Regions from separate parts of the Mus musculus genome. Here regions 1, 2 and 4 are each linked to region 3. The links are chromatin loops, found by intact Hi-C in ENCODE. Cell type or tissue: gastrocnemius. All regions are shown on one strand.

Region 1 (8,000 bases), 210 kb before region 3:
TTGGGCTTACAGGGACATAGACCCTTAGAACCTTCCAGAAACCCACTTGAACTGCAAGAGAAAGTAAGAAGCCCGAGAAGGGAGAACGACATACTTTGGAAGCGTGACGTTCAGGGTTCCGACAGGCAGGATTTCCATGGACTTTCCCCAGAACTTATTTTTCCATCTGATATCTAGATGAGATAGCGAGAGGACAAAAATTCAGTGCTCCATGTCTGATGAGTTCTGCAGCAACCAATACCCGTGTCATATGTTACAAGGCATATGTTGCAAATTCAACTGATCCTGTAGTATTCATTTAATATCCCAAGGCCCTAACGGTCCTGGTGAAAAAGCTAAGGTGATGAAAATATTGTGATTCTTCCCAGGTTCATTATTTGTTCCTCTATAATCACTCTCCCTGTTTGTTTCCATTTAACAAAATAAATTTCAGAAGCTAGGAATAAAATATGTACGTGCGAGAGGTGCTTATATATTCATATGAACATAGAGCCTATTTAAATCCCCAGATAATAAAAAATGTTGTTCTGATTGAATGATTAAAAAGTCACACACACATACACACACATCAAGCCTGAAGTATATGCAAAAAATAACTGCAGTATGGTTATACCTCTGCCTTATAACACATGTCTCCCTATATGAAGGAGTTATATGTCCCAGAGAACAGCGAAAGATAAAACAGTACACTAAGATCTTTCCCTCCAGATCGAGCAGATTTATGAGCTCATGGGTTGAACTTAATGAACACATCTCCTGTACTGGCTATGCTGCAGCCTGAGGCCCACCATTCCTTCTCATATGATGGCTTTATGTTTTCCACATGGACACTCAAATCTACCTGCAAATCTGTAATAATCACCCGGTCCCTCTGGATAAACTAAAAAAGATGAGGGCTGTCCTCATAAGACTTCTGACTCTTGGTTATAATCAAGAATTAACTTATTTTCTTGCTTTGCCATACAGCACAATCCCAGCACTCTGTCATGGTGTGCTCTCAAGTGAAGGTAATACTTCCCGTGAGCCTCCACATACAAAGAACTATTTCACACTTAATGGTCAAGTCAAAAAATAAGTTCTCTATTTTCCTGAGGGGGTTTTGGAACTTTAATTTAGATAAGACTGAAATTATACCACAACAATGGGACTTAAATAAGAGAGCCTTCCTTTCAAAGTGCGAGCTCCAAAGAGTCAAAGGACCCTGACTCACTTCAGTGTTTAAACTGTCATCCCTTTCGGGGGAGGGGGACTGTTCGAGAAAATCTACATGCTACACTACAGTTTGCAGATGCTCCAGTCCCTTATATAAAAAGTGCAAGGTACTTGCATGTAAAAGATGCATTGTTCTCATGTACTTGAAATTACCCTGGGATCGCCTGTAAAAACTAATAAAGTGTCAATCCTATGTCAATGGTTGTTACGATTCCATTTTTGTTGAAATAAAAGAAAACTATTGGTCCATGTTCAGTCTAGAGAGTTTTTCTGAGCAACATTCATCAAGGTTGGTACATATGCTCATGGTCACATCTGTGTCGACTAGACATCTAGGCAGATGTGCCGGTGAGCATCCCTTTGGGATGAAAATCTCTGCACATACGCTAGAGGGCAATTCTGCAGGAGGGCAGCAGACATCAGTGCCACAGCACTGAGGCCCACAAGGCGCCGCCACGAGGCAAGGTGATGGCTCCAGACCACACAGGCAGCGTGGAGCTCTGATGGGTGATGGACAGCGTGTGAGCTCCGTGGGCTCAGCATCTCATTTCCAAGACATCACAGTTTCATAGTGAAGTGGAAACTTTAATTTCTCAAGCCAATCTGTGCCAACATTTACAAATAGGCTCTGAGTTCCCAAGGCAGAGATAAAACTGAGCACAGTGTACTTTCGGTAGCTAGAAAATGTCCACAGGCTTATCCGTTTGACTCTCAAGTGTAATTGAAATACAAACCTTGCCAAAACACAAAATTCTTGGATTCACAGTGACAGGCAGAAATGGGTGGATGATGGCTAACCTGGTAATAAAAAAAAGGCAATCATATTAGTATTCCAATTCTTATAAAGGATGTTCTTGTTTGTGTTTGTTTGTGACAGGATCTTATATAGCTTGGGCTGGCTTCAGACTGGCTGCATAGCTAAGATGGGCCTTGAACTCCTGACCCTGCTGCCTCTACCCATGTGCTGGGATTACAGGATGCACTACAATACCTAGATCATCAATGGTTTTTTTTTTTTTTTTTTAAATAAGATCCTTCTTCCCCAACAAAAACAAGAGCATCCAGTTCTAATAATAAATTTTAAGTTGTTAATATTCATGCTTAAACACAGAATTTACACGCACTTCAAGGGGGCAATGGAGCATCTAAATTATGTGCATTCTCTGTCAACTGGTAAAACAGCCTGTCCCGTACACATAGTTCGCAAGGCTTTTCTCGTCACTGTACTGTCCCTCTTACCTTGGACAGCGACCTCACTTACTTGTTCTGAGAAGAACCGAAACCCCTTATCTTCTCTTATGCATTCATAGGTCTCCCCCAGGACCGGATTGAATGGCTTGCTTCCTGCTCGGAAGTAGGTGGAACAGTACCCTGAGACTGCAAAGGCAGCGACGAGAACCTGCGAGGTCACAGGAAAGGAGTATTACATAGGAGGGGCCAGCCCAGGTCTGCCTGCCTCTCCTCCCACCGACTGTACATCCATCCATGTAGAGGGCTGCAGATCTGATGCTGTTCGTGTTTTCAGTTATTTGAATCTTCATCACAACACTGGAAGGGAGAGGTTAAACTACTCCTAGGAGAACCATCAGGCAACTGAAGTCAAGTCCTCCACATTTGTGTGTCCACCCCATTTCCTGACTAACGGGGAGTTCAGAGGTTCAGGAGGCCAGTTGGTAAGCCATTTCCCAGGTACACTCAGCTCTCACAGGCATGCAGGTATAGCTGCTGGCACTGGTTCGAGCAGAGGTCAAGTCCTCCAGCGTTATGGAATGAAGGACAAAGTACCAACAGCAAGTTGCTTTCTTAGACAGATGGGCTCTCCTGGCACTCAAGACTAGCTGACAAAGCAAGGCCCAGCACGCTTTAACCTCTAAGGAGCAGGATATTTCTGACAAACTTTAGGGAACTGTCTAGGCCAGCAGGTATGCCCACACAGCTCAAGGTCACATGCACCTCAGGGTAGCTATGAATGAGGCCCAACACGTTTGTAAATTGACTCCATATGGCAAAGCCAAGGGCTGGGCACCCCTGCGGGAGAACAGGCCATGGAAACCTCACAACGTGAGTAGCTTCCAATAAGAGTATCTAGAACTTTCTGGCTTTGCTTGGTTATGTTATTCACACAGATCAAATCTTCTCTAAACCGAAGCCGTGAGAATGTCCTAGAACAAGGATGTCTACATGATGGCTGGAGCCTAGCTCCGGTCCTCTAGGGGGCGCTGTCCCGTCCTTTGTTCCCATACCATCCTCTCGTAGGGGTCGTCGGTCTCTGAGGCCTTGTCCAGGAGCTCACTGTATTCCATTTCCTCACAGAGGTGCTGCAGGGTGTTGAGGGGCTCGTTGAGTTCCACGGGCATGGAGACCTTCGACAGGTCTTTGCCAATGTTGTTCCTCAAGATATTCCACAGGTTAATGTTACTGGTGTCCGGGCAAGGAGCAGGCAGGCAGGTGCGACGGCCATTGCGGAAGGCGCCTCCTGTGAGCTCCCCATTCAGGACTGGGAGGGGAAGAAGGGCAGAGAGAGTGATGCTTCCCCGCTCTGGCTTCATAATATCAGAGTGGAAGAGAGAAAACCCTTTCTTGGAATTCTGACTGTAATACATCTAAGCGCCTTAATCCAATAGGATGGTTTCTATATAAATTTGAGAACAAGTGCTCAAAACATCAGGGTAGGATTTTAAGCAAAGTTTTAAATATACTCAAATATTTTTTTAAAAAGCAAAGTTGTCTGTGTGTGCGCATGCGCGCATATTTTAACAGGAGGGATTTCTTATAACTAGAAGTAAACCTTCTCTACTTAACCACATACCCAATAGATTTCATAATTGCCACCTGGATAGATTATGCAAAAGAGAAGCTATGAATACCAAAGTGAGGGAAAGGAGGGAATGGCTGGCTACCGACTCGCCACGGTTAGAATGTGACCTGTAGATAGAACAACTCGGACACTCAAACGATGCTTACTTTGCCGAGAAATGTTGTCGGCGACACTGGTGTTGTCCTCAGATATGTTGTCACTCACGTCGCTGATGTAGGACTCATCATCAGAAGCCTAAGGAAGGAAGGGCGAGAGGTGGTGAGAGCGATTCTTAGGACTCTCGCCTCGAGAGCTCAGATCACCAGATGGTTAAAAGTAGCAGATATCTCAGTGAAAGTATACTTGACATATGTTCAAAGAATGCCTGAAGCTGGGCGGTGGTGGTGCACGCCTTTAATCCCAGCACTTGGGAGGTAGAGGCAGGTGGATTTCTGAGTTCGAGGCCAGCCTGGTCTACAAAGTGAGTTCCAGGACAGCCAGGGCTATACAGAGAAACCCTGTCTTGAAAAACCAAAAAAAAAAAAAAAAAAAAAAAGAATACCTGAGTGTCTTCTACAGGATGCTATGGAGGAACCGATGTTTTGAAGTAGCACCTTGTCGGTGGTGCCGCATGCCTGGGTGGTGATGCCGCATGCCTTTAATCCCAGCACTTGGAAGGCAGAGGTAGGAGGATCTCTGTGAATTGAGGCCTGCCTTATCTACAAATCTAGGTCTAGAACAGCTAGGGCTACATAGAGAAACCTTGTTTCGAAAACAAAAACCAACCAAACAAACAAAAACCCAAAACAAAACAAAAAGTAGCTCCCATCTTAGTTAAGGTAGGAGAAGCTTAATTCAGGAAAATCAAGCACACAACACATATACCTAAAAGAAGGCCTGTGTCTCTACCCAGAGCATTCCGGATAGGATACCCAGAGCAGCGTTATTGAGCAGAGGGTGTGGGAGATGTCAAAGAAAGAAGAGGGGTTTCCCAGTCATTGAGACAGAGAAGCTCAGGAAGGAGGGAGAGGCAGAGGTAAGAACAGTTAGAGAAACATTTACCCAAGGACTGCTAGGAAGTTAAGAGTGACTGTAGCTAAGCACAGGAAGACAGGAAGAAAGCATGACACTGACGGTAGGTGTCTCAGACAACCTGAAGGGTCATTAAAACCCAACAAGCTGCAAGGGAGTCCACACAGAGTCAGACTTAGTCGTCCACAAGCTGCAAGGGAGTCCACACAGAGTCAGACTTAGTCGTCCACAAAATGCTTGCAGCTTCAGCTTCCTTTAAGGAGGTGAGATGAGCAGATGCTACACAGGTCTCAGTAAGAAATCCTAGTAGCCTAGACAGAATCTGACAACTTAATAGGAGGATGAGGAGAATATCAAACAGTAAGTCATTGTCTTCATGAGAAAAAATAATGGAGCATCCATGAAAGCAGTGGGTATAGGGCCACAGCTCAGTGGTGGACTGTCAATCCATCACGCATAAGCCCTAGCTTCAATCCCCAATACTGCAAAAGCAAATAAACAAAAAACCAAAATGAAATCCAAATTGAGAGCAAAATTAAGGAACAGTGTGAGGTCCAGAGAGTCAGAGCAGTTAAGTAAGGGTACTGGGACAGTTAAGAATTGGGAAACCCTATATAGAGAAACCCTGTCTCAAAAAAAAAAAAAAAAAAAAAAGAATTGGGAAACCAAGGTCTCCACTTCAGGCAGGAAAACAATGCTCGCCCCTATCTTCCAAGTACAAAGAGCAACATCTAAAACCAAAGCATCCCTCTTGTAAAAATATTAGCAAGTCCATGAGGGCAAACAGTTTGAAAATCACGACCATTCAGTAGGCTTCATCCCCGAACCTTATAACGGCAGCATAAACACACACTGCATGCATCTTCACTATTAACAAAGATGATCACTCTTTGTTTGACCATTTGTTTTGGTGCCTTGAAGGTCTTGCTCCATAGCTCTGGCTAGCCTAGAATTCATTACATAGAATAAGCTGGACCACGTGCAGTGAGCTTCCCAAGTGCTGGGACTGCAGTTATGCTCAGCATGTCTGGATCTTTAGTTTTGCAGTATTCTGAACACATTTTGCCTTACAAGAGATGAAGTTCTTCATCTGTATTGGGAAAGGCAGCACATTTAGTATGCACTGATGGAATACAGAGATGAACCAACAAGCAGGTGCCTCTGGGACAGACAAGGATGGGTAAGCTCTTTGTAAACCTGTTTGTCTTTCAACAGTTTTCTATTATCATATATGCTGCATTTTCCTTGTTTGCAACCTATCTTTTTTAAACTTTATGTTGACATTTCGCTACTCAAAGTTTTATATTTTAATATAATACAAACTATCGGGGTTGAGGGCACAGCTAAGTGGTAGACAGTTTACCTATCATGCCCAAGGCCCTGGGCTTGATCTCCAGTACTGCTAAAAATATTTTAATTCATTTTTAATTTTTTTAATATTTCCAGATTTGTTGATGATTTTAGGGTTGAAGGGCTAATCTGTCAGTAGAGTGTCTGTTGTACAAGAATAGAGGACCTGAAATCAGATTCCTAGCATCCATGTAAAAGCTGGATGGGGTGCATGGACCTGAAATCTCAGCAATGGAGGAGAGGAGACAGAGTCCCCAGGCAGCCTAGACAAATCAATTAACACCAGGGCTCAGGGACAGAACGTGTCTCAAAGAATGAGATGGAGAGAAACTTAAGAAAATACTGGAAGTTGACCTCTGTCTTCTATACATACATGTGTATGTACACAAGGAAACACCCAGAGGCATGCACATACAAGAACACATATACACACATAGCCCCCACATAGTCTCTCACACACACATACAGTCACACATACACATACACACACACACACACACACACACACAGAGAGAGAGAGAGAGAGAGAGAGAGAGAGAGAGAGAGAGAGAGAGACTGACTAAGTAAATAAATACCAGGGTTGAAAAGAGTTCACATATTTCACATGATACCCTGACAAGACTTTACATATAGGTTAGGGCAATAGGATTTTTGCTTTTGTGTGTGAGGTCTATAAACATGGAAAATTGAGAATAAAAATATTTTTCCTTATTCTTGTGCTTCCCCTCTACTTGGTCTCCACAGTTCTCACTGGCTGCAAGAGAGCTAGAGGGACACCAGCAGGCGTGGTAAAGCTGAGCTCATTAGCTTGTAGGGAAGAAGAGGCCAATCAATCTCTTCCACCCAATTTCTCCAAAATAGTGGTTCCCAGCCTTCCGTGTTACTGCATCCCTTTGATACAGTTCCTCATGTTGTAGTGACCTTCCACTCATAAAATTATGTCATTGCCACTTCATAACTGTAATTTTGCTACTATTATGAATCTTAATGTAAAATATCTAATATGCAGGATTTCTGATATGGGACCCCTATTAAAGGGTGGTTCAGCCCCTAAAGGGGTTGAAAGCCACAGGCAGAGAACCGCTGCTCTAAAATTCATCTCACTTAATTGCAGCCAAGGAGACAAGTGCCTCCTGGAATTGAGTGTATATTGCAATCTCGTTTGTTGTTCGCATTTATTAAGGAAAGAGCCATGCGTAAGCACACTTCAGTTTCTGATTTCTCCTAAGCGACTGTGTCATAAGTGATACATTATCTTTCCTGTAGAACTCTGCAGTGACCGTAGACATGAGGCAGAGGTACACACGTCCCATGTTTGTGTGCAGCAACAGGGGCTGGGCTGTTTGATGTGGTCCTCTCATATGGTCCTACACACAGATCAAGACCCTGGGGTGTTACCAAGGTCTGTGTCTTCCCTGTGAGCTAAAAGTGCTGGAGCCAAATATTTTGGTTCTAAACTTCGGGGTTCAAAAGTAAATCAGGAACTATATTCTAAAAGTGATTAGGCACGTCCCTGCAGACACAAGTTTTAAAGCAGACACCAGATCATTCTGGAAAGAAGTAGGCCATCTTAAAAAAATGATATAGCTTTTAGTAGACGATTTTCTGA
Region 2 (8,000 bases), 120 kb after region 3:
GGCATCACCCCTATGTGTTCTTCGTCACTGGTGGCTTTCACTTGTGTGTGTTGAATACCATCCTACACACTCCCAAAGCACTCTCTTGTTGAATCCTTGGATTGTTGTGAGGTATATACCATGACTAGCCACCATATCTGTGAGAGAAAAGCCAGAACACCCAGGAAGCATAGCTGCAGTGGACAGAGGAAACCCATGGGCAGTGGGAAGGCAAGGACGCTGTTGCTGGAGGTTCTGCTTTTGTCCAGCCTCCTGGCTCCTCAGGACTGATACGTGGCAAAGAGGAAGATGTAGCTAAGAGGAGTTTTGGATGGACTAGCCTGATGGTCATTGCTGCAGTTCACTGCCCGGAATGTCAGTACAGAAGGCGATTGCAGGGGGCTTGTCATGCTATTTCTGGATATTGTACTGTCATTTCTAATTAATTAATTAATTAATTAATTAGTTAGTTAGTTAATTAAAACTTAATTAATTATTATAATTAATTAATTAAATTTAATTTTGTGAGACTGGGTCTCTTGTAACCACAGTTGGTCTTAAACTTCTGGTTTTCTTGCCTCTGACTCCTGAATGCTGGGATCATAGGGATGAGTCACTCTGCCCAGTTCTTGATTCTTTTTTGTTTCCATAGTTGCATGCAGATTTGGCCCTCCCAATCTTATACTAGTTTGGGACAAGAATGAACAGTGCATGTGATGGTCTGTTTGTCTCCTTGTGCTTTTCTTGCTGCCTGAAGAACTTCTATTTGTGAAAGCTCATGGTCGATAGAAGGGGTTTGTGCAAGATTGCGCGCTCCAAGGGTGACTCCAGCCATCTTCAGTGTCACATGGAAAGCAGTGAGAAGCAAACACAAGCACCTGGGCACTGTCCCCAGTGCTCTACAAAGCCATTTATTAAACCACTGGGTTCTAATTGCTATGAAAAGGTTTGCTTTTGTGCCACAACTTTTCTTTTCTTTTCTTTTCTTTTCTTTTCTTTTCTTTTCTTTTCTTTTCTTTTCTTTTCTTTTCTTTGTTTGTGTTTTCGAGACAGGATTTCTCTGTGTAGCCCCGGCTGTCCTGGAACTCACTTTGTAGAACAGGCTGGCCTCCGAACTCAGAAATCCTCCTGCCTCTGCCTCCCAAGTGCTGGGATTAAAGGTGAGTGCCACCACGCCCGGCTAGCTTTTCTTAACATTGAAGTTTAAGCATAGAAATTCTCTTATTTTATATAACAGAGCAAGGCAGGTCGGAGAAGGGACATATAAGAACAGCTGATCATGGACCTCACTGAGCTAGCAAGCTGCAGTCCTCCTGCCTCTGTTCTAGCTCCTCCCTCTGGGTTCTTACCTGGAGCTCTTGCCCAAGTTTTCCACAGATCGCCAATGGATGGTCGCCTGGAAGCATTAATGAAAATAAACTCCTCCTTCCCTCCGTTGCTTTTGGCCATGCATGGGGTTTGCTACAGAGACAGGAAGCAAACCCAACTATATCCTTACCTACCTTCGGCAATATGGTGGTGATTTTTTTTCATTAGAGTATTATCTGTCCTCAAACTGTAATGCATAGGCTTCTCTCTCTCTCTCTCTCTCTCTCTCTCTCTCTCTCTCTCTCTCTCTCTCTCTCTCTCTCTCCTTGCTGTACAATGTACGGAGCAGCAAGAAATGCCATGCATTTTGCAGTGTATCATGTTAGCTCTTCCACTTAGCACCAGTCTAAAACCAGAACAACTCTGATAGACTCACAAATTACACTAGGTCTTTTTGAATAATAGGCACATTTCAGATCTTTGTATAAACCATTTCTCTTCCCAAGCCCTCCAACAATTACACAGCAAGAGATAGTTATTTTGGGATTGATTGATGGCTGCTAAGTAGAAGTGAATCAAGACCAGGGAAAGGCAAGCACCGTGTACTGAAGATGTTCTCTATTGCTAATTTGTTTTCTTGGTTGACGTTCCCTTGGGAGACGGTTTTGCCATGCATTTCTGGTGAGATTCCCCTACTGGTTTCAGTATTCTGGACCGGAAGGTGACTTTTCTAGGCTGTCACTGCTAGTTGCCCTGCTTGGTTGACTGAAACAATCGAATTACAAACATGTTTGTATCACGTGTATCCCAAGAGAACTACAGTTCTTAGTCCCACTCCCCCGCCTGTGTGTGTGTGTGTGTGTGTATGTGTGTGTTGGGGGTGGGGGGAGGTACTTGTGCATGGGTGTGCACAAGCAGGTGGAGGCCAGATGATAACCTTAGATATTACTCCTCAGGGTGTGTAGTCTACCCTAGTTTTTGTTGTTGTTGGTTGGTTGGTTGGGTTTCTGTCTTGGTTTGGTTTGCTTGTTTTTGAAATGGTCTTTCATTGACCAAGTAGGTTAGATCATACAGCAAGCCCGAGGGATCTCTCTCTCTCCCCCACCAGCACTGGGGCTGCAAGGGTGCACCAGTACATCTGGTTTATTTTAAAAAGAAATAATTTTCATTGAATTTGTGCTTTATAATTTCATACATGAATGCAGTGAAGTACATTCTGATTACAGTCACTCCTACGTATGCCCATTCCCACCTGGAAAACCCTCTCTCCTCACTGCAAATCTCTTCCCCACATTCCCACCTCTCTGTTTTGCTCTGAGGCCCACTGTGTGACCATGGGTTTGGAGGTTCTCTTGCTTGCACGGCAAGCACCTTGAAGATGGAGCGCTCTCCCCAGTTCTAATTCTTAGTTTCCTGTTTTGTTTTTGTGTTTGGCTTTGTGTATGTGTGTGTGTGTGTGTGTGTGTGTGTGTGTGTGTGTATCTGTCACACAAGTATAGATTCAAATGATGCCATGTATTTAAAAATAAAAGTTTAAAGAACTCAGAACTTATGAAAAAGTTTCCTTGCGTTCATCAAGTAACAAAATCCTCAGGCGTTTAGGTGTCATTTTGAGTGGATTGACTCATTGTAGTGTATCATAAGGTCCTTCAAAGAACTTCTGTGTCAGGGCGCGGATGGGATCCTACTTTTGATATTACAGCCATAGCCTCTCCACTGCCTACAACACACTTCCCCTTTTCTAGTCTGCACAATAGCCTCAGAGTTTGCCTGTTTTCTTGGAACCTTGTCTGCAATCCGTTTAGAATGCATGCTAATTAAAATAAGCGCCAGCAGCCTGTTGGGTAGAGTGCCACCTGGTGGCCATGATTCACTGCTGAGGACCCAACGCATCCTTTTGGAAATGAAAGGTTCCCGTGGACAAGAACAACTTAAGAAAACTGAAACTAAAAACAGCCTATGGTTGAAATGAGAAATACAAACCATCTATGAATTTTTAATGGCATCAAAGGAAAACAATTGTTTTAAATGAATGCCTAATTTAAAATTACACTTTTCTGTGTTCAGATCCATAGAATAGGGAGAGGCAGGGTTACAATGGGTTATTTTGAGCAACCAGGAAGTTCCTGCTTTCTCTTCAAGCCTTCTCTTTTCATGCCAGGGTCTGAGTCTTCTCCACCACATGGCTCTATCACAGGAGGCTGGTTATTTAATGGATTTCAATAACTGGAAACCAATGTAGCCCTGAAAAAGTAAACCAAGGGCCCCTCTGGCTTGCATTCCCTCCTTAGTCCATTTTTTTATGTTAACTAACTTGAAGCCTTTTTAGGCATAGAAATGCATTTGTGGTGCTTGACTAGTATCTGATGAAAGTGGTGTTTGAATCAAGATAATGGAAGAGAAAACAACATTATAAAGAAGGCATTTAAGGAGAAATAAACAAAACAAACAACCAAAAAGAGGCAAAAGAGGCACTGGGAATGTTTTATTTTGGTTAAATATATATTTTACACTGATGGAGTTCCACTGGCCATTCTCCCCAGTTTGTGATGAGTACCAGTGAGGTTGTCACATGACTCACCATGTGACATGGACTATGACATGGAATATGCTTAGGGCAGGTCTGGTTGTAAAGTTCTGTGGCAATGTTTCTCCCTTGTCTCAAAACCCGAAAACCATAAATGACAGGAAAGTTAGTAAGTAGCTAGACATTTCAGATTCAGCCAAGAACAGGGAAGCCCTCAGGCCCACACTTGTCTTCACACTCAACATGCTCCTGTCTTCAAAACCCTGAGAGAAGCACCGTCTATAGTTGGGTACTTTGTACTGCCCTAGCTGTTGCAAACATCTATAGTAAGACAGTCTAGTAAATGATAGTGGAGTGGTGCCCTCAGCGTACCCCCAAAAGGAAAGCTTAAAGTCCTGCTAACCCAGTGTCCCAGAGTGTGATCTTATCTGAAAATAGGGTCTTTACAGAAACGGTCAATTTTAAATGAAGTCACAAGGGCAGGCCATATTCCAGCACAAGGGCTGTCCTTTAAAACAGTGCATATAGACACAGAGGTGCTCACTGAGGAAGAACAACATGATGTAAGACAGGAAGGCAGCTGCCCTAGGTCACGGATGACCCAGACTATCTGGTGAGCTGCAGCTGTAGTGGCACAGAAGGAGTCTTCCTTTACTGGTTTCAGAGGAGCGCAGTCCTTTGACACCTTGCCTGCAAACTGTCAGCTGTGAGGCAACTCATTGTCCTTGATCTGAGCTCCCTAATTGTGGCAGCCCTAGAAACCTAACAGGACAAATGTTCTGGGACTTCCATCATACTCTAGGGGGAGGACCCTTGAGGATTTCTCTTATTTAACATTTGGAAAGTCTGTGAACATCTTAAGATGCTAATAGGTGTGGTACCACCTTATGGAGATGAGATTTGCCCAAGATCACACAGGTGGTAAGGCGCTAAGTAAAGAATCTGAGATCCGCAGAGAAATCTATTTACATCTAGATTCTGATTTCTATGTCTCTGTCTGTCTGTCTGTCTGCCTGTCTGTCTGTCTGTCTCTCTGCTTCTCTCTCTGCTTGTACATAAGTGTGTGTGTGTGTGTGTGTGTGTGTGTGTGTGTGTGTGTGTGAGAGAGAGAGAGAGAGAGAGAGAGAGAGAGAGAGAGAGAGAGAGAATATCTGGTTTTCTTTACAGAATCACTTAAAATCAGGGCTAACTTCAAATATTCATATACCATCCAAAACCCTCTCCATCCTGAGGAGAGTTACTCTTGACCTTCACTGGCAACTCTACCTTTCATTTTCAGGGACATAACAGGGCTCTCAAACAATTTCTCTGACGAGAAAAGGTTGATAATATTCTCTGGATCTCCATGATTTGAAATTTATGACCTTTTTGGCCTCTTCCCCCACATCTCTCCCTGTCCTTCTGCCTCTTTCCATCAGCAAAATCAATGTACTTTAATATGTGCAACAGAGTGAGAAATTTACATGGAGTCAATTTTCTGCTTCAGAAGAACTTCTTTTTAGAAAGCCAACCAATGCCTTTGTAACAGGACTAAATAAATCTGCACTGAACAGTGTAGATATCGGAGATACTGAAAGGAGGGCTAGAACTTGTAATTCAGAATTTTGTCCGCAAGAATAATCCTACCAATGAGTAGAGACTGCTTTTCTGAATACCAAAATAAGCATCTACTTTATAAATATTCATTTCTACTTGACAGTTCAACTCCATTCTCTAATCCAAAAAAGCCAAGAGATAAGTTTATCACAGTCCTATAGATTGATGAAGTTAGAAAGGAATTTTCAGGTTGACTAATAGTTACGTAAAAATGATCAGCTAATTGGACATTTAGGAGATATAAAAGCTGAAGAAGACACTGGGGACTCTCAGTCTATAGTCGGTTGTTAACCCCTAAGATATTTCTTCATCTAGTAGTCTTCATCCTGATTTTGGATATCACTTTGTAATCGGTGGTCTACTCACCCTGTGGGCTTTGAAGGCCTGTGATCTTAACCTGTAGCCATGAAGTCAGGGCAGCAGATTCCCAGGCAGGTAGAATCAGAACTGCCAAGTGCTCAAGAGTTGAAAAGATGCACAAGATGTTACAATGAATTCTGCAACAGGTAAATTTAGACCATTTCTCCTATCGACTCCCTTGCCCTGCTGACCAAGGAACCAGCTTTCAACTGAGTGTGGTAAGGACAGGGGCTGGCACATAAGAGGGAAGAAAAGCTTGTTGTGTTATCCTGAGAGGATAAAGGATTTGTTTATTGTATTAATTTTGATGAAATACTGTAAAAAGCTTTAAATCATACGTATAGCCAGGTCGTGGTGGTGCACAACTTCAATCCCAGCACTTGGGAGGCAGAGGTAAGTGGATCTCCATGAGTCTGAGGTCAGCCTGGTCTACACAGTGAGTTCCAGGGCAGCCAACAGTCTCAAAACAAATCATGATTATAGCTGGAAAAGAGAGGTAGTTTGTGAAAAGAGCTCCGAGGCTGAGCAGGCAGGATCCAACAGCGTAGACTCCAGTGATTTGGGTACAAAATGCTTTCCAAAGCCTCATACATTAAAGACTTGTTCTCCAATGCGATTTTGAGAGGCGAGGCTTTGGGGAAGTGATTGGACCATGAAAGCCCTGATCTAATAAATGGATAATGGATTAATGGAGTGATGGGACCAGTCCATAATGGAGTCACCCACTAATGGTCGATAACACCACGGAAGGCAGGCTCTGACGGGAGGAAATGAGTCAGCAGAGGCTTGTCTTTGAAGTATATATTCTGTTCGCAGCCTCTCCTTGCTGTTTCCTGAACTCCCTGAGATGAGCAGTCTCCTCTATCTCACCCCCCCACCCCCATCCATCATGATAATCTACCTCGCCTCAGACCTAAGGCAAGGGAGTCATCCGACCTTGGACTTAAGCCTGTGAAACGGTGTGACAAAATGAGCCGTCTTCTTTATATTGTCTGCTCAGATATTTTGTTAGAGGAAAAGGACATAGACTAACACAATTCATCTATGTGACCATGCTTCCCAACGCTGCTCAGCAGCTTCAGTGTATTATATTAGTTCCCTTTCTCTGGCTGGAATAGAGAGCCCTGACTAAAGCAAGTTAGAAGAGAAGGGGTTTATTCTGGCTCACAGCTGCAGAGGGGGACAGATTCCATCATAGCAAGGAAGGCATGACATCCCGAGCGTGGGGCCAGCGGGGCACTCAGGAATCCACACACAGGAAGCAGAGAGAGAGAGAGGGAACAGGAAATGGGGACAATCCTTAAAACCTTAGTGCCTGCACAGTGATGTACTTCCTCTGGCAAGGTTCCGCCTTCGTAACCTTCCCGAATCGTGCCATCATCACCTGGGTGGACCAAGCGTGGCGCACGCCTTTAATCCCAGCACTCGGGAGGCAGAGGCAGGCGGATTTCTGAGTTCGAGGCCAGCCTGGTCTACAAAGTGAGTTCCAGGACAGCCAGGGCTGTACAGAGAAACCCTGTCTCGAAAAAACAAACAAGCGTTCAAAGATATGATCCCACTAGAGTCATTTCATGTTCCAACCACTACGGGTAGTGTTTTTCAAAAACCGGTTCATAGCCCACAGGTTGGGAAATGACAGCATAATGAACTTAGTCTTGAACAGTGTACTGTGGTAGGGAAAGAAGCTAAGAGTTTCGTTGTTGTTTTTCTTTGCTTTGTTTTTTTAAGTGTTCTGCATTTTGAAAAGGTAAGGTTTGTGTTGGCATCAGTCACACAAGTAAATGTGTTCTAAGACTATCTCTATTTGACATCCTTTAATTCAGGACCTCTCTATTGGTCTGTTGGTTCAGTTTCATTGTCCAGAGGAGCAGAATGAAGCCTGTGGCAGACAGGAGCGGAAACCAGAAGAATGAGCTGGGCGTTTTCTTTGTACCTATTCTCGCTTTACAAAGAGACCAGGAAAGCACACCTGGGTAACTGAACAGTGGCTTAGGGGTGGAAAGGAGCGGCCTGGGCATTTAACAGACCAGTTCGTCCTTTAATGTGAGAAAAACACTTGATATTCTTTTCATATTTAAGGAGTCATAGTTGAGGACTTTGAGGTCCCCTCCTGCTGTGGGGTGTCCTCTGTGTGGGAGGGCAGGCATCTGTGCTGTATATACAAGTGAATAGGTATGGGAAAAGCACCTGCTTGGGTGTGCTCTGGTGGATCGCTTCTGGTTTGTGGTTC
Region 3 (8,000 bases):
TCAGATCTGCTGGGCACAGGGGCATTCGCCTGTAAAGCTGACAGCTAGGAGGCCAGGGCAGGGGAATCACAAGTGAAAAGTCTAGTCTGGGCTACACAACAAGACTCTGTCTTAAGAAAAACAACAAAGAAAAATACTTTTAAAAACCTAAAAGGGTAAATCAGTTTTCAATACTTTAAATTACAAAATAATTTTTAAAGCCCCAAACCTATGCAAACAATGAGCCAGGAGTGTCCTGCACTTACTATGGAGGATTCAGCCGATCGTGTTTCTCAGGATGGCATCAGTGCATGACTGATTCATCAATGCAAAATGTTTTCAGCCTTGGATCTGTATAAATACCTGCTACACTACTTACATGGCATAGCATGGAAGGCTGTTATTTATAATAATGAGAATTTCTTTTTAAAGGCCTTTTAGCAAAGTTAAAAACAAAATATAAAAAAGTATATTCTGGGGCTGAAAAGATGGCTCAGTGGTTACAAACACTTGTGGCTCTTACAGAGGACCTGGGTTCTGTTCCCAATACCCACATGGAGGGTCACACTCATCTGTAACTCCAGTTCCAGATCTGATGTTCCTCTGGCCTCGGCAGGCACTGCACCCATGTGGCGCACAGATGTACATGTAGGCACAACCACCAAACACATAAAATAAAACTTTAAAAGCCCATTCTTACTTCTATCACAGTTTTCTATTGCCTGGGCAGCTTGTGATGGTTTTAAATAGCGCACGTAGCCCAAGCCTTTACTTTCTCCAGTGACTTTATTCTTAATAATGCTGCAATACTCGATATCTCCATACACCTACAAGAGTCAAAAGAGATGACCTTAGGAGACTCACAATTGAATAAGATAGTCCAAGACTGAAAATTATACGTATTTGTGTCTCGTGCGTGCAAACAATGCAATCCTTCAAGGTGACACACACATTCTATACTGCTGATTTGACAGACAATGAAGCTGAGCCTATAGAAATCTTGCCTAAGCCACAGAGAAACTAAACTGGGAGAGAAAGGCTTGTCCACACTGTCTCACTCAGTAGACAGGTGGGCGTGCTCTGGAACTGGGATTCTGAGATTCAGCCCTAGCTCAACCACTCAGTAGCCAGGCAGTTTACTCTCCTCTGTCAGCATCTTCAGCACCTCTGACCTCACTGGACTGCGAAAGGTTAAATGGACTGATCCAGATTAAACGCTTAAGAGTCTAGGAGACGCTCAATACGCAGCAGTATCTGTTGAAAATGTTTACGTGTCTCCAGCAGCATCGTGAATGACTGACTGGATGCTCTTTTGAGGATCAGTTCAAAGCAGAACATAATAGTCTACTCAGAAAATTAGTGTTTGGGAGAAACACACAGTAATGTTTAATGTTGGAAGACACGTAGGCTTATAAACTCATGCTATGTCATTTAGTATGTATTTTACAAAATTCTCTTGTAAACAAGTTTATTATATATTTAGATTAAGGTGCTTTATTATTCTCTGAGAAAAAGTTAGGTAAACATTTTCTTACTATTGGAGGAAGTATGGAGTACAAATTTTTGGAATCTGTTATTTCTGAAGGTCAACTGGAGTAGGGCCAAAGACATATGAAAACTATTTTTTCCTGCTAGCTTCTTTCTTCTTGCTTGTCACCCACCTCCAACTCACGGTGTTAAGAGGTTAGACAGAAGAGAATACCATAAGAAAGCAACCACCTCGAAACAATTAAAACCGTGTTGAGTTTCTGTTGAGAAAAACCTACAAATAGTTGCTGCCTACAAAGATTTAAAATTATTTGTCCAAAGTCATTTTCTCTGATTAGCAGCTCAGAGCTGTAACGTTTTCCCTTAACTGTGACCCACAGAGAAGCTCAATCTTAGGATAAAGCTAGCTGTGAGTGAGTGTGATATCAACATAGCACAGGCCATGATCAGAATTAGCCAGCACAGCTCACGTGCTCAGGCCGGTGACTCACTCTGTGGAGGGGCAAGATAAATGAGAACCAACCAGTGCTTTGGAATTTTGAGAGCAGGCTCTGGGGGCAGAGAGGGCTTATATTTTAGTGCTATCACCTATAGCTGTGTAGTCTTAATGAAAATACTCAGCGTTTGCACTTCATTTTCTCAACCTAGATCTTATGATGAACTCTCATTACAATCGTCCAGCTGTTAGTGACTGTTAATAACAATGTTGAGGGCGGAGCTATGATGATAACACAAAAGTACCTTGAACTTCTCCCGCAGGTCTTCTTCTGTATAGGACTTTGGTATCATAACAAAGATTCTCGTGAGTTCTTCATCTTCAACATCCCTGTGACTTCCTGATGATCGGGACTGGGCAATGAAAACCTAAGAAACATATAAAGCCTTCAGAATAACGCTGTGTATTCCTTAAGCATATTACTTTATAACCCTGGCTACAGTTTAACTCTGTCTGTAGGCCAGGCAGGCCTTCAGGTAATATGGAACACCTTATTCACAAGGACCCATGAGGGGTGCTCTGTGTGTGTGTGTGTTTCCTTTAAGGAGGGCAGTGTGTATCACTGAAGTGTGAGAAAACCATGGAAAACGGAACACTGCAGGAGGCAGAAACTCAAAAGACACCGAATATAAAAACCACGACACTGTGTACTTTTGTGGAAGAGAACACTGGGTCCAGGAGAAGGAGAGCTTACCTTTGCTCAGGAGACAGCTTGCTATAGAGGCAAAGGACCCTACTTACAAGACAGAGTTAGAGGCATATCCCTAGGTGGTCTATTTTAGTTATTTCTTCAGTAATACCCACCATATGTCAAGCACTGCCAACGGTATTAGAAGAAATGGGCAACTCTAAGTTAATTTAATCAACACACCGGTAATGAAATAGCCAAAGAAACATACAAGAGAAACTCGAAAGAAAACACAAATAGTAGATAAAAGGGGAACCTTGGATAAATAAGAGCGGGGATACCATCAGATCACAAATTTCTAAATTTTCGAGCCTAAAGAGCTTATAAAGTCCCCTGATTAATGACTGTATCTATATAGCGCACATGAATGACCTAGCACACACCTTGTTCTCAAAAATTTTAACCCCGTTCCTCCCTTGCTCTCCCCCCGCCCCCATTTATTTCCCCTTCTCTACGTGCTCATGGCTGGCCTCTTCTTTCTTCTTCCTTTTCTTTCTCTCTTCTTCTTCTTCCTCCTGCTCCTTCTTCTTTCCCTCCCCCTCCTCCTCTCCCTCTGCCTTTCTCTGCCCCTACTACCCTCTAACTCCCCTCCCCATGCCCAGGTGCAGCATAGAAGAGGGGCTGGAGACACTCTAGCCCACAGTCCATGAACACTCGTAAATGGTATTCTTACAAAACCCAAACCAGAATTCCCCCACACCTTGCACCGTTTTCTAGGTTTGCCCCTTTCCAGTATAGCATAGCTTGTCACAAAATACTTTTACTTTGATAATTTTCTGTTTATAGGCATGGTGCTGTAATTTTTTTTTTACTTAAGAGATCCTTCAAGCTTTGTAAAAGTAAAATACACGAGGAAAAAAAACCCTAAAACTAAATTTTCTAGTCGCGAAGGTAATTACAGTGTTCGAGAGAGGAAGCTCAGAAAAGTTTTCACAATAGACAGGAAGACGGGGACAGGAGGTTGACTGACTTACGAGGTCAGCCACAGTTGTGCTATCCTTGGATGTGGCTACCCAATCTGTTCCCAGGGTAAGAGGCTCCTTTGGCCAGAGGCCGGGGATCCGCTCCTCCAAGCCATCCTCGGCACACTCACGGTGCGTGCAGAATCCAACCCCTCTCCTACCAGATGCACAGCATCCCCGGCGCAGCAAAGGGGCGGGAGAGACCCCAACCCATACCGCCGTCACCCTCGCGAGCACCCTCAACCCCGGGCACCCATATCCCAAACACCCCAACCTGGGCATCTCTACCTCACACACCCTAAACCAGGCACCTCAGCCCCGCACCTTGATGGGCTTGGTGTCGCTGGGACCCAGGCACTGTCCGTGCATCTCCTCCATTGCCCGGCAGGCCTGTGAGCTGCGCGCGAACTTGACGAAGGCCACGCCCTTGGACTCCTTAGTGTGCTTGTCGCGCACCACCCAGATGTCCTGGATGTCTCCGAAGGGCGAGAAGCGCTCCCTCAGCACCAATTCGGATGTGTGCTTGCTGATCACTAGAAAAATGCGGCTGTTGGGCGGCTCATCCAGGCTGTCTACGCCCGGGCGGAATCCTCCGCTGCCTCCCAAGCCGCCGGCGTCGTCCATGGCGCCCCACGCGGGACCCAGGCGCAGCCCCCCTGCAGGCCCTGTTCACCCGGCAGGTTCTCGGCCGCTTCCCGGCCGCTTCCCGGCAGCTCCCCGTCTCGCCCCACGCCGGTAAGCAGCTCCGCTTCCGGAAGAGCCGAGAGCCGGAAAGCAGGTGCGTCCCGCAGTGAGGTCTGCGGGCTTCCGGGAACATTCTGCAGCGCCCCCTGGTGCCACGGTGGACTCAGCAATCTCAAATCTTCAGTCCCAGGGAAAACCAAGAATGGGTTTATGCAAACCACTTTGCCCTGTGGCTAAAAAGATCCACCTGCCTGATTCTTAAGCCTTCCCAAAGCTGGCTTCTACTAAGCCTGTAATCAGATTGCTACATTTGAGGCCTCCTGGGCTACATAGTAAATTTGAGGTCAGCAAAAGCACCACACCAAAAATATACAAAAAGCAGGCAGGCTTCACTCAAAATGGTCCATAGAGACAGGTACAAAGGACCATTGCGTTGGGGTCTTGCAGTAAGGGGGAGAGACTGGACTTGGTTCCAGTAAGATAAATGGAGGACAGTACAATATGAGTTAGTATAAGGACAATTACTGAAGATCGCGGGGTAAGAGAGACTCTCAGTAGATCTGCTTCCCAGAACTTAGGCTGTAGATAAGTGATAAGTTGATAAGTAATAAAACATTAACAGCCGGGCAGTGGTGGCGCACGCCTTTAATCCCAGCACTTGGGATGCAGCAGCAGGTGGATTTCTGAGTTTGAGGCCAGCCTGGTCTACAAAGTGAGTTCCAGGACAGCCAGGGCTATACAGAGAACCCCTGTTTCGAAAAACCAAAAAAAAAAAAAAAAAAAAAAAAAAAGACATTAACAGCAGTCAGACATCAAGGATAAGAATTATGGCGAAACTGACTTATCAGGATTTGTCCTCCAATTAGATTCCCCTAGAACAGAAAGCTGGAAGTTGGATCTAGTCAAGCAGAAGACCTGGGGGGAGTTTGTCTGAAATTTTGGTGAAAACACAGTCTTCATCACCGTTTTGGCGTGGCCTTGTTAGGATGGGTGTGGCCTAGTTAGAGTGGGTGTGGCCTTGTAGGAAGTGTGAGGTTGAGCTTTGGGAGTTTCAGTAGCAGTGCCTTCTTTCCCTCTTGTCTTTGGACCTGGAGGTAGAACTTCCAGCGGCTTCTCCAGCACTATTATCTCTGCCTGCTGCTATCCTTCCCGCCATGATGACGGTGGACTCAACCTCTGAAAGTGTAAGCCAGCCCCAGTGAAATGCTTTCCTTTATAAGAGTTACCGTGGTCATGGTGTCTCTTCGCAGCAATAGAATACTAAGAGTTAAAACCATAGAGTCTGATGGCTGAAAGGAGCCTTTTACAACCATGGAATCCTTATCCCTATTTTTAGAGATGAGGAAATCTGAGGCTCAAAGTTAAGATGCACAGGTAACAGAACCAGGCCCAGAGGCAGCTGTGTGTGTGATCTACGCAGCTACCGCAGCCCATCCAAGATGCACGAGCAGGGAGAGTGATGGATGCACATCTGAGAACTACGAGAAATTAGAGGGCCCAAGCAAAGTGCGAAATGCCCACTGGCTTCCACGGCATATTAGTGAACCTTGGTGATGAGGTGAACAGGCATTTAGGACAAAGGACTGGGTTAGCCTTTAGTAGCACAGGAATCGCAGAGCTGGGCTAGGGACGCACCTCCTAAAATGCCCATACCGAGGCTGCTAAGATCGGGCCATCTATGAAGTCAAACACATCCATGTTTATTGTGCATCAGTCATGCATGCCAGGAGCTAGAGACTCAGGGCTGGAGAAAGAACCATCACTGACTCTTGTGAGATTCTCTACTGCGGAGTAGAAATAATGTTACATACTAAATAGAGCAGGTGTCAGGCATAATTAGTGAAGTCATCCATTCATTCAATTGACCTTATTTTTTTTCCAAAGATTTTTATTTAACTCTATTTTATAGATATGAGTGTTTTGCCTAAATGTACCATCTGTGTCCCATGTGTCTGCAGTATCCGTGCAGGTCAGAGGAAGGCATTGGATTCCCAGGAACTGAAGTTACAGATGGTTGTGAGCTGCCACGTGTGTACTGGGAGTTGAACCTGGGTCCTCTGGAAGAGCAATCAGTGCTCTTAACCACTGAGCCATCTCTCCAGCACTCAGCAACACAGGGTCTCACTACCCAGCACAGGTGGGCTTTTAACTAAATCTTCTTTGTCTTGGCTTCCCAAATGCTGGGATTCCAGATGTATACCACCACACTTGGAAACTAAATATTTTGACTTTTAATTATGTGTTGAATACTGTGTTCCACACAAGAGATAAAGTATCAAACAAATGGCCACTCTTTCCTCTATCATGAAGTTAACAGTTTAGCCTCATGTAGTTAATGATTATATAGAGCTCATAGTTTAGGGCTATGAAATGCATGTGTACAAGGACACAGGAGACATTAGTTTTCCAATTTCCTTTGACTATAGTGCCCAAAGCCAACTTCTGTATTGTCTAACTAGTAGTCTCTAAGCGTCAGGAATTACAGATGTTACAATGATTTTGACACAGGGGTTACAATCGTTTTTTCCTGGCATCACACTCTGTGGAAGGAATGTTCTGTTTACCTTCAGCTTAGAAAGTACAGGGAGTAACTTGCACTAAGGTTCCACTTTTCCTTGTCTTAGAAGGAAGACCAGTCAGGTGAAAACAATGTCATCATTTTATTGACGTGAGGAAGTGCAAAGATCACGAGTAAGACAACTTGCGCACCAGCGCCATCTAGTGGGAAACCGTTTTCTTAAACTGCAGTGCCTGTAAAATAAGAATATTGATTCTCATCCTGCACGTTTAGAGCTTATAGTATTTCCTTCAAGAGAAGCACTGGGAAACTATAGGAAAGGCATTTATATCTGTATCACCCAAACATGAAACATCGTATACTCGAGAGAGGCAAGAAGCGTTTATTTACACTACTAAAATATAAGCTTGCGATCCTAAATTCACTCATCTGAATGGTTCTGTTGGGTATATTTAGTATATTCATCACATTTCCCCTGGTTTTGCCCTAAACAGGATTGTTTTCCTTCTCTGAATCATGGAACCAATAGCAAGACTGAGCACACAGACTCGCATTTCAACCTTTCACCTATGGGGATCAGGGAGTTGCAGCTATAGAGGAAAAGCCATGGGGAAGGGAGAGGCTTTTGCTTTTCAGTACTGGCGATGGAACGTAGGACCCTGCTTGTTCTAGGCTTTACTGGATAAAGCTCCGCTTTATACAATTTGTTTTGAGATGCAGTCTCAACTAGACATCCCAGGCTGGCCTTACGCTCATTTTGAAGTTTGAGTGGCATGAGTGATTATGATAAACAGGTCTTCAACCACCAGGCCTGGCTGAGGGATGAGAGTATAAATGGAGAAATAGCCATGTCTTTTCTGGGAATAAGTGGAGTTTTTTTTTTTCTTTCTCCTGTTATGGTCTATGCCAGGCATCTCCATCTCAACTGCCAACTGCCACAGCCCTTGGGTGTCTCAGTGAGCATCCAGGTGGTTTACACTGAAGTTTGAGATGGTCTCGTTCTCCTTCGCCCATCTTAGAAGAGTTTCTTCTAGCTCCCCGAAGAGGAACCTCTAGCCTTACCTTGTCCTTGTCAAAGATAAAGTTAAAGTGAGGTAGAAATTCACATAGTTGATCCAGGTGGAGTGAGGTTAAGTAAGTGCCATCACATTCAATTTAGAGCATGTCATCTATCTCTAATGACAT
Region 4 (8,000 bases), 250 kb before region 3:
GCCAAAGGGCAACTCTGTGGAGTTGGTGTTTTCCTTCCAAGTGTAATCCTAGCACTAAGGAGGTGGAGGCAGGAGGGTCAGAGGTTTAAGGTCACCTCCCTCAGCTGCCTCTCCAAGGCAGCCAGGGCTACATAATGAAACCCTGTCTAAAAGGAAGGGAGGGAGGAAGGTTTACATTTATTTAGTGTGTGTGTGTGTGTGTGTGTGTGTGTTTGCTCTTGTGTCATGGCATGTGCAAGCAGGTCATAGATCAACCTATGGAAGTCACTTCAAGACCTGTGGGGCCCAAGGATGGAACTCCAGTCACCAGTTGGCATCAGGCACCTTTACCCACTGAGTCACTGGAAAGTAAGTTTTAAAGCTAAAGTTTCTGCACAGAAACCTCTTCAGAGACCTGCCTCTGCCTTCCAAGTGCTGGGATTAAAGGCGTGCGCCACCAGGCCCATTGGAAATGGTAATATTCTTAATGTATACTCCTCTGCTTATTTGGTTGGTTTTGTTTTTAATGCTTTTAAACATTTATTTACTATTTTTTATGTGTATGGGTGTTTTGCTTGCATGTATGTCTGTGTACCATGGGCATTCAGTGCCTACAGAGACCAGAAGAGGCTGTACTTGCAGCTGGAGTTACAAACAGTTGTGAGTTGTCATGTGGGTCCTGGGACTTGAACCTGGGTCCTCTAGAGGAGGGCCTAGTGCTCTTAACCACTAAGCCACATCTCAAACCCTGCACCTTCAAATTATCTGCCTTACTTCAAATGCTTGGTGTCAGTTATGTTAAACTTAAAAAAAAATCCTATGATTCCAGCTTGTATAGAATTTGACTATGCTCCATACTGAACTAATGTCTAAAAAAGAGTAAACGGCCTTGGATGGGGGGTGGGGGAGCAGGTTCCTCAATGCGTCAACATCAGAACACTTTCCTAATGTGTGTGAGACCCAGCATTCAGTGCCTAGCACACTACTCCCCCCAAAGAATGAAGAAGTCTAAGTATGACCTAGAGGCATCCTTCATCCATACGTGGTGGGAAGGTCAAACCAACCACCTTTTGCCTTATTTCCAGGTATTAAATAATTCATTTACATAGCTTCCATGTCTCCATTTAGAAAATGATGCACACTCATTTATAATTTCGAGCCCTGTGGTCATGTCTGCAAAGTAGTTCTAAAAAGCATCTCTATTGCCTGCTAAGGGCATCTGCACAGCGGTGTTGTAGGAAGGACTACAAACCCCAAATACGAAAGAACAGCACTGAACTTTGTTTCACTGTGGTGTTTACCCTTAGTTTTTATACTACTAAAATGAAATTGCACACTCTTCTGATTTGGTGGCATTGCACTTGACCACTGAGCTATACCATGAAATAAAGTACCAAGCTGCCAGTTGCGGATGTTACATAGGATGTAGTTACTGTGTCAAGTGTCTTGTATGGATTATCACAGTTCAAACCTGGGTCCTCTGGTGTTCGGATCACTCCATTTTATAGCCTTGTTGACTCACTCTCAAGTTCCTCTTCCTGTCCAGGGCACTAATGATTGCTTACCCTGAGTCACCTCTGGAGCATTCATAGTAGCAGTGTGCTCGGGGTCCACTCCCCGACAAATGCCAGTTCCCTCAGCAGGACACATTGTTAGAAAGATGAAGTAATAAGAATGTGCAAGAGCCTTGAAGCCCTTGGAGAAGCCCGAGGAAGACCTGTTCTTTACAAAGTTGCAAAATCAAGGTGGCTACAAATCATTGTGTGTGCACTCCTTCTGTGACTGAAGCTTGTGGTTCAGGCTTACTGGATAGACACAGTGAACAGCAAGTGTTGGCCCCAAAGACATCACCTTCAGGTTGTTGATGACATTCTCGGACTCTCTGGATCACTTCTGATGTGATTTGTATTGTACTATCTGATGATGGTTTGAATAGGTTTGGCCCCTATAGACTCATGAATTTGAATGCTTGGCTAGTAGGGCATGGCATTATTAGGAGGTATGACTCTGTTAGAGTAGGTGTGCCCTTGTTGGAGTAGGTGTGGCCTTGGAGGAAGTGTGTCACTGTTGGGGCGGGATTTGAGGTCTCAGAAGCTCAAGCCTGGCCAGTGTGTTTGAGTCTTCCTTCTGCTGCCTGCAGATCAAGATGTAGAACCCTCAGCTCCTTCTCCAGCACCATGTCAGCCTGCAAGCTGCCATGCTTCCCGCCGTAACAATAATGAAACAAGTCTCAGGATCTGTAAGCCAGCCCCAAGTAAATGTTCTCACTCATAAGAGTTGCTGTGGTCATGGTGTCTCTCCACAGCAGTGAAACCCTAACTAAGACTGTGGTCTTTTATCATGAGACACCGAGAGTTTCTATTGCTGTTAGCAAACAGTACAGACTTTATCCGTTCTGAAGAAGAGCTGGAGGCTCTTCAGTTGCCATTAGATTACTGCTGTCTGAAAAAAAATCAGTGTAAATTATCTATGCACTTAAACATGTTTCTAAGAGAAAAGAAACAGTTTACTTTACCTTTAACCAGTATATCAAAATATTTTGCTTCAAAATATAATCGGTGTAAAGATCACTAGTGAGGTATTCTACACTCTGTGTTATGTCTCTTTGAAACCCAACCTGTATTTCACACCTAACAGCACGTGTCTTCTAACTAAGCATGTGTCAGGGAGTCCGTGGTTACAAGTGGATTATCCCAGGCTCACTCTCAGACTAACAAGTCCTAAAGGCAGGTCTCCCTGTCCCCACTCCTTCCTTCAAGACACTTTCCTCCATCCTCACAGAGGACATAGAGGCCCTTGATTTACTCTCTCTACCACAGACCATAATGGCTCTGTATAGTATACAGAAGATGCCAGAGCTGTGCTACAAGCTAATAACTAGTCATTTTCTGAAAACATTTGGTCAGTGATGGTGGTCCCATTACAGAGCTGAGAAGTTCCTGTTGCCTGGTGACATTATAGCCGGCATAAGGCAGAAGTACAGCACATTTCTTATGACGATGCTGGTGTGAATAAACCTCTTGTGCTGTAAATTAATCCCATATTCATTAGTCTGATCATTTGAAGCAATTAATATTTTTAAATACAAAAAACTTTCCTCATTGATGGATTTGTATTGCCCTTCCATGTATGTTTGTATATGCCCTTCAGCGTATGCAATTATAGACAGTAAATACTTGATGATAACGAACAGCTATAGCCCTGGTCTGTATGTTTCCTTTTATCATTAGAATGAGCCCCCTGCATCTCTCAGATTTACCACATCTTGGAGGGTGGGGTGTGGGGTGGGGAGGGTACATCAGGAAATCTCACAGAGTGGCAGGGTATGTGACTTGCACTATCTAGGTTTGTGTTAACACACGGTGTGAGACACAGGTACATTTCATGGAAAACGTTCCCTCTGGGAATGTAAATGACCTCAGATAATGGCAGTAGAGCCTCATTTTCTGAAGTATGTCCTGCTGAGATAGATGTCCCTTCAAGAATTTGACACTCAAACATGAGTCTTTATATTTTAATTGTTATCTCTACTGTATAGATATAGACTTAAGTTTTCTTAATGCATATCATGTCATATATTTTTACATACCAAACTTCTAGAATGGTGCCCTATGCATCTTCTCTGAGCTTTCCCTTCGAGCTAATAATGCTAGTTAGCAAATTGTCTTTAGCCATAGGCACTTCAGCCTTTTAGCCACTTGGGGGAGACATACATGGTCTAAGCCCATCTCCTGAATTAATTCTACCTAAGACTCATTTAATTTCAGCTGTGATTCCAGAGAACAGACTTGGTGGCCCATTAATTTAATACCAGCATTTGGAGGCAAATTTATGAGACTCTGATGCCAGTCTGGTCTATATAGCAAGTTCTGAGAGTGTCAGAGTTATACAGAGAGACTCTGTCTTAACAAAACAAAAACAAGGATTCCAGAAATATAGTTGATGAGCTATTTAATTTGAACAAAATGTGACAATGTCGTGTGTGTGTGTGTGTGTGTGTGTGTGTGTGTGTGTGTGTAAGAGAGAGAGAGAGGTGGGCATGTGCATAGGTCAGAGTACAATTTTCTGGTCGTTTCTCTGCTTTATTGTGGAACCCAAGGATAGAACTCATGTCATCTACTTTGTGCTGCAAGCTCTTTTATCCGCAGAACTGTCTGGACAGCTCTAGAGTAAAACTCTCTGAGACTTGTCCATACTTCCTGGGTATGAAGAAGACATTAAAAAATCCTAATGTTTAATTATTCCTGTAAATATAGCTGCCTTTTCATGTTCCAAATACCCTTCAATCGATTTCTGTAGTAATAAAAGATAATTAGCTGAGAGAGACCCTGTAGGTGGCCAGGCCAGGAAGTGATCCATGAAGGGGAGAGAATGAAACCTCTGTCCAGGCTGACTTCACCAACCTAGATCAGACTGGTGACACCCCCATTAAGGATAGGCTATTAACTGAGAGCTCAAGATAACGATCTAGGGAGGGGAGAGTCTGCAATAATCTTTTGGGAGGAACTTGAGTGAGGTCTGCCTCTATAGAAAAGGTGGGTGAGTTTGCCCCCACAGGTAGCAAAAAGGTCACCAGGTTGTTAACAGCATCCACTCGGAGCCCTCTGGGGCAGAAAACAGGTAACCCCTACTTTGAGGAGAGACCCCTGAGTGTTTAACATTCTCAGTTCTCTAGTGCTTGGTGGGTGCAAGGACTTTTGTGCCCCCAACAATTAGCCGAATACAAATCTCTCATCCACGTCCACTCTTATTGAGGTGGTTACTCATCGAGGACTGGATACTATTTGACTTCAATTGAGTCCAGATTCAACTTCACAAGTTAAATAAACAGCTTCACTCTGGAAGGAAGTTCACAATAGATGAGAAATTTTCTTCCATACAAATGAGAAATAAACAGTTTCCTTTTTTAAAGATTTATTTATTATTATATCTAAGTACATTGTAGCTGTCTTCAGACATACCAGAAGAGGGCATCAGATCCCATTACAGATGGTTGTGAGCCACCATGTGGTTGCTGGGAATTGAACTTAGGACCTTCGGAAGAGCAGTTGGTGCTCTTAACCACTGAGCCATCTCACCAGCCCTAAACAGTTTCTTAAATCACATTCACAAGTTTGACTGACAATGTGTCTACCAAACTACTCCTCTCTGAAGGACAGATATGGGTCTTCTGTAGGACAACCCTCTTATTAGCACTTTGGAACAGCGGTCATAGGGTGATATCAGTTTTACTCTGCTAAGTGAGCATATGTTTACTTAGTTGTAGTGATTTTTTTCTAGAGAACTGAAACCCAGGCTCCTGGTCCTTTCTCAGCCATCACTGCCTCATCTTGGTTTTGTATATATGATGTTCACCTACCATTTTCATCAAAAGATGCTAATGAGCACGCTAGCATTGACTCTGCCCAATAGAGGCTCAATACCCATGAGGTCCAGAATCGTCCTCTAGACAGCCTGGGCGTGAGCAGGCCTAAAGAGGCTCCTGTGCACTGGAGTCGAGGCACCTCCTGCTCAGAGTTCCTTCAAGAAGGGAGAGCAAAGCAAACAGGTGCAAGAGCCTCACTCAGGACAGTGGACAGGTCAGACGACAGTACAAAGCTGGTGACCGCAGAGGGAGAGAGCACAGCAGCTTTTAGTGCAACACAAGGAGGAGCCAAGTGCCTACTCCAGCTTCAGGGAAGGCAACTCTGGAGTGTCCAGAGACTCCTTAGGGCTCAGCATCACTGGAATGGGAGGCTGGTCTGTGGGGATGAGATGAGGATTGTACTGTGGTCAAGAGGTTTAACCCAGGGTGTTAGGAGAGAGCATAAGCTCAGAACTGTGTGAGATCTAAAACATTTGGTTGGCAGAAGTTGTAGAAGAAACTGATTGGGCAACTGCTATACCACTGGGCTGTGCCCCTGGGCCCTAACATGTGTTTTAAAACTTAAATGACTAAAACTCACAAACTAAGACAAGTTACCTTACTCAATTAAAAATACAAATGGTCTAGCAATATTTATCCATGGAAGACCTATTTAGGATCAAGAATACAAAAAGGCAGGAAATATCAATGTGGAAGAAAGCTGTAGCAGTTTTTAGGAATCAGAAGTACCTAGAGAAGCAATTTTAATATCTGGCAAAATGTAGTTGAGATGAAAAGCATCGGAAAGAGCAGAGAAGAGCTTAATGAGCAGTTGAAAGCCACAATCCAGGAGCTACAGTGACTGCAGGATGCACATCTGTAATAAAAGCCAGGAGCTGATAATGGAAATTAGTACATTCTACTTAAAGAGTTCACACTGATTCTTAGAAGTTCATCAAAAAGAAAGAGCAGGGACTGGCTGGAGAGATGGCCAAGTTGTTGAGAGCACTTGCTGCTCTTGCAGAGGACCTGAATTCAGTTCCAAACACCTATATCAGATGACTCACAACTGCTGCTCCAGGGAGAATCTCCTCTCCTGTTCTGTCCTCTCCTCTCCTCTCCTCTCCTCTCCTCTCCTCTCCTCTCCTCTCCTCTCCTCTCCTCTCCTCTCCTCTCCTCTCCTCTCCTCTCCTCTCCTCTTCTCTCCCAACCCCCACAACTTAAGAATAAAAATAAATCTTAAAAAATAAAACAAAGGGTCATTCACAATAACATTAGTAATTAATTACAATGCGTTTAAACTAAAAGAAAAATATAAAACTTTAGATCCATCAAAGGACATACTTCTTTGCAATTGTATTTAGAACATTCAAAATTGCTTTTCTATGACACAGGCCACAAAGAAGCCCTCCAAAGAGCCAACCTCCGGCAAACCACATTTTCTAACCATAATGATATAGAACTAGCAACCAGTAGCAATTTGGGATATAAGCCCCATTAAGTTTGGAAACAAAAGACTAAAACAGGAAAATAGTAAAATTACAAGAAAACCTCTAAAATATTTGTAGCAGATCACACACACACACACACACACACACATACACACACACACACACTACGAAATTTTGTGTAGGACAAATAGCATTAAAGGGGAGACAAGGGTCTCAGAAAACTCAAGAGAAATCACCTAAGGGGCCAGGGGTTGCAAACAGTGCAAGAAGCATAAGGCCCATCAAGAAAGTGTAATATTGGGCTGGAGAGATGGCTCAGCTGTTAAGAGCACTAACTGCTCTTCCAGAGGTCCTGAGTTCAATTCCCAGCAACCACATGGTGACTCACAACCATCTGTAATGGGATCTGATGTCCTCTTCTGGTGTGTCTGAAGACAGTGTACCCACATATATGAAATAAATATGGCCTGGGGGAGGAGTTGGAGGGAGTGGGACCAGAAAATAAATAAATAAATAAATAAATAAATAAATAAATAAATGTGTAATATTGGAGGTTATTAATAAAGCCAAGGATAATTCTGCTGGCGACATGTCTGGCAGAATTTGTAAAAGAAAAATAAAAAAGCCACGCCCCCAGGGAGAGAAGCTATAAAGCAGACTGCATGAGAAGCAATAGCTACAGGCACAGCTGACTTGGAGATTTAAGCCAATTTTACGAACAATCACGTAGCAATAACTTGCAGAGCCTAGATGAAAACTGCCAGAATCTCTGAACATAAAGCCCCCAAACCATGGGAATTGGAATAGAATAATAACTGTTAAAGAAATTGATCTGGGAGTGGAAACCTCCAAAGGAGGAGGAAGCGGGTGGAGGCGAGGCTGGGGGGTGGGGGACATATTTGAACATTCTTGGAGAAGTATTCAGTCAAACTTCCAGAAAACAAATGAAACCTGTCACGTGAGTTGCTTCAGGAAGGAGAGGAAGTAAGATCAGTTGTTCCTGCGCAGGTTCTGACCAGTTAAAGAATCAAAAGGCAGAAAAGTCTGAGGACAACAGCAACCTCAGACAGGGCAGGAAATGGTAAGTCACCCTTTGCCACCTTCTTTTTCTTGTCATTAACAGCTCTTAGAATTTAGTAACAGGTCATAAATGTTGGTAAAGTGGAAAAACAAATTCCTAAAGCCAAATTTTCTGCTTCGCATATATTTCCCCAATAGTCATTAAA

What was found. Peaks named below come from ENCODE experiments on the same cell type or tissue, not always from the same donor. Only the 100,000 strongest peaks of a DNase experiment are listed, where the experiment ranks them.
Region 1: a loop joins it to region 3, with 3 times the contacts of the local background. A loop is called at or near these places in 5 of 42 quality-filtered maps.
Region 2: it touches region 3 in a loop (3.0-fold over the local background); 16 of 42 quality-filtered maps call a loop at or near these places.
Region 4: it touches region 3 in a loop (11-fold over the local background); 28 of 42 quality-filtered maps call a loop at or near these places.

The regions. Positions count from the first base shown.
Region 1 is chr2:76,580,725-76,588,724 of GRCm38, reverse strand. Osbpl6 (oxysterol binding protein-like 6) reads right to left here. Exons shown (of 27, transcript NM_001290733.1): 18 at 4,177-4,264; 19 at 3,456-3,709; 20 at 2,474-2,611; 21 at 1,947-2,010; 22 at 95-173. Among named protein-coding and RNA genes, the nearest start is that of Prkra, 63 kb to the left of the region's middle. In gastrocnemius, a CTCF peak has its summit at 3,419 (motif pointing right); no DNase peak of the experiment used is centred here.
Region 2 is chr2:76,250,147-76,258,146 of GRCm38, reverse strand. The region is part of intron 2 of Pde11a (phosphodiesterase 11A); the gene reads left to right. Among named protein-coding and RNA genes, the nearest start is that of Pde11a, 85 kb to the left of the region's middle. In gastrocnemius, a CTCF peak has its summit at 3,150 (motif pointing left); a DNase peak (open chromatin) is centred at 3,135.
Region 3 is chr2:76,366,366-76,374,365 of GRCm38, reverse strand. Rbm45 (RNA binding motif protein 45) reads right to left here and starts at 4,382. Exons shown (of 10, transcript NM_153405.2): 1 at 3,938-4,382; 2 at 2,209-2,331; 3 at 680-806. The coding sequence starts at 4,237. In gastrocnemius, CTCF peaks have their summits at 4,451 (motif pointing left) and 7,024 (motif pointing left); DNase peaks (open chromatin) are centred at 3,775, 4,403 and 7,012; H3K4me3 peaks cover 1,643 bases; H3K27ac peaks cover 1,112 bases.
Region 4 is chr2:76,613,963-76,621,962 of GRCm38, reverse strand. It overlaps a transcript of Prkra not described here. Among named protein-coding and RNA genes, the nearest start is that of Prkra, 30 kb to the left of the region's middle. In gastrocnemius, a CTCF peak has its summit at 3,677 (motif pointing right); a DNase peak (open chromatin) is centred at 3,675.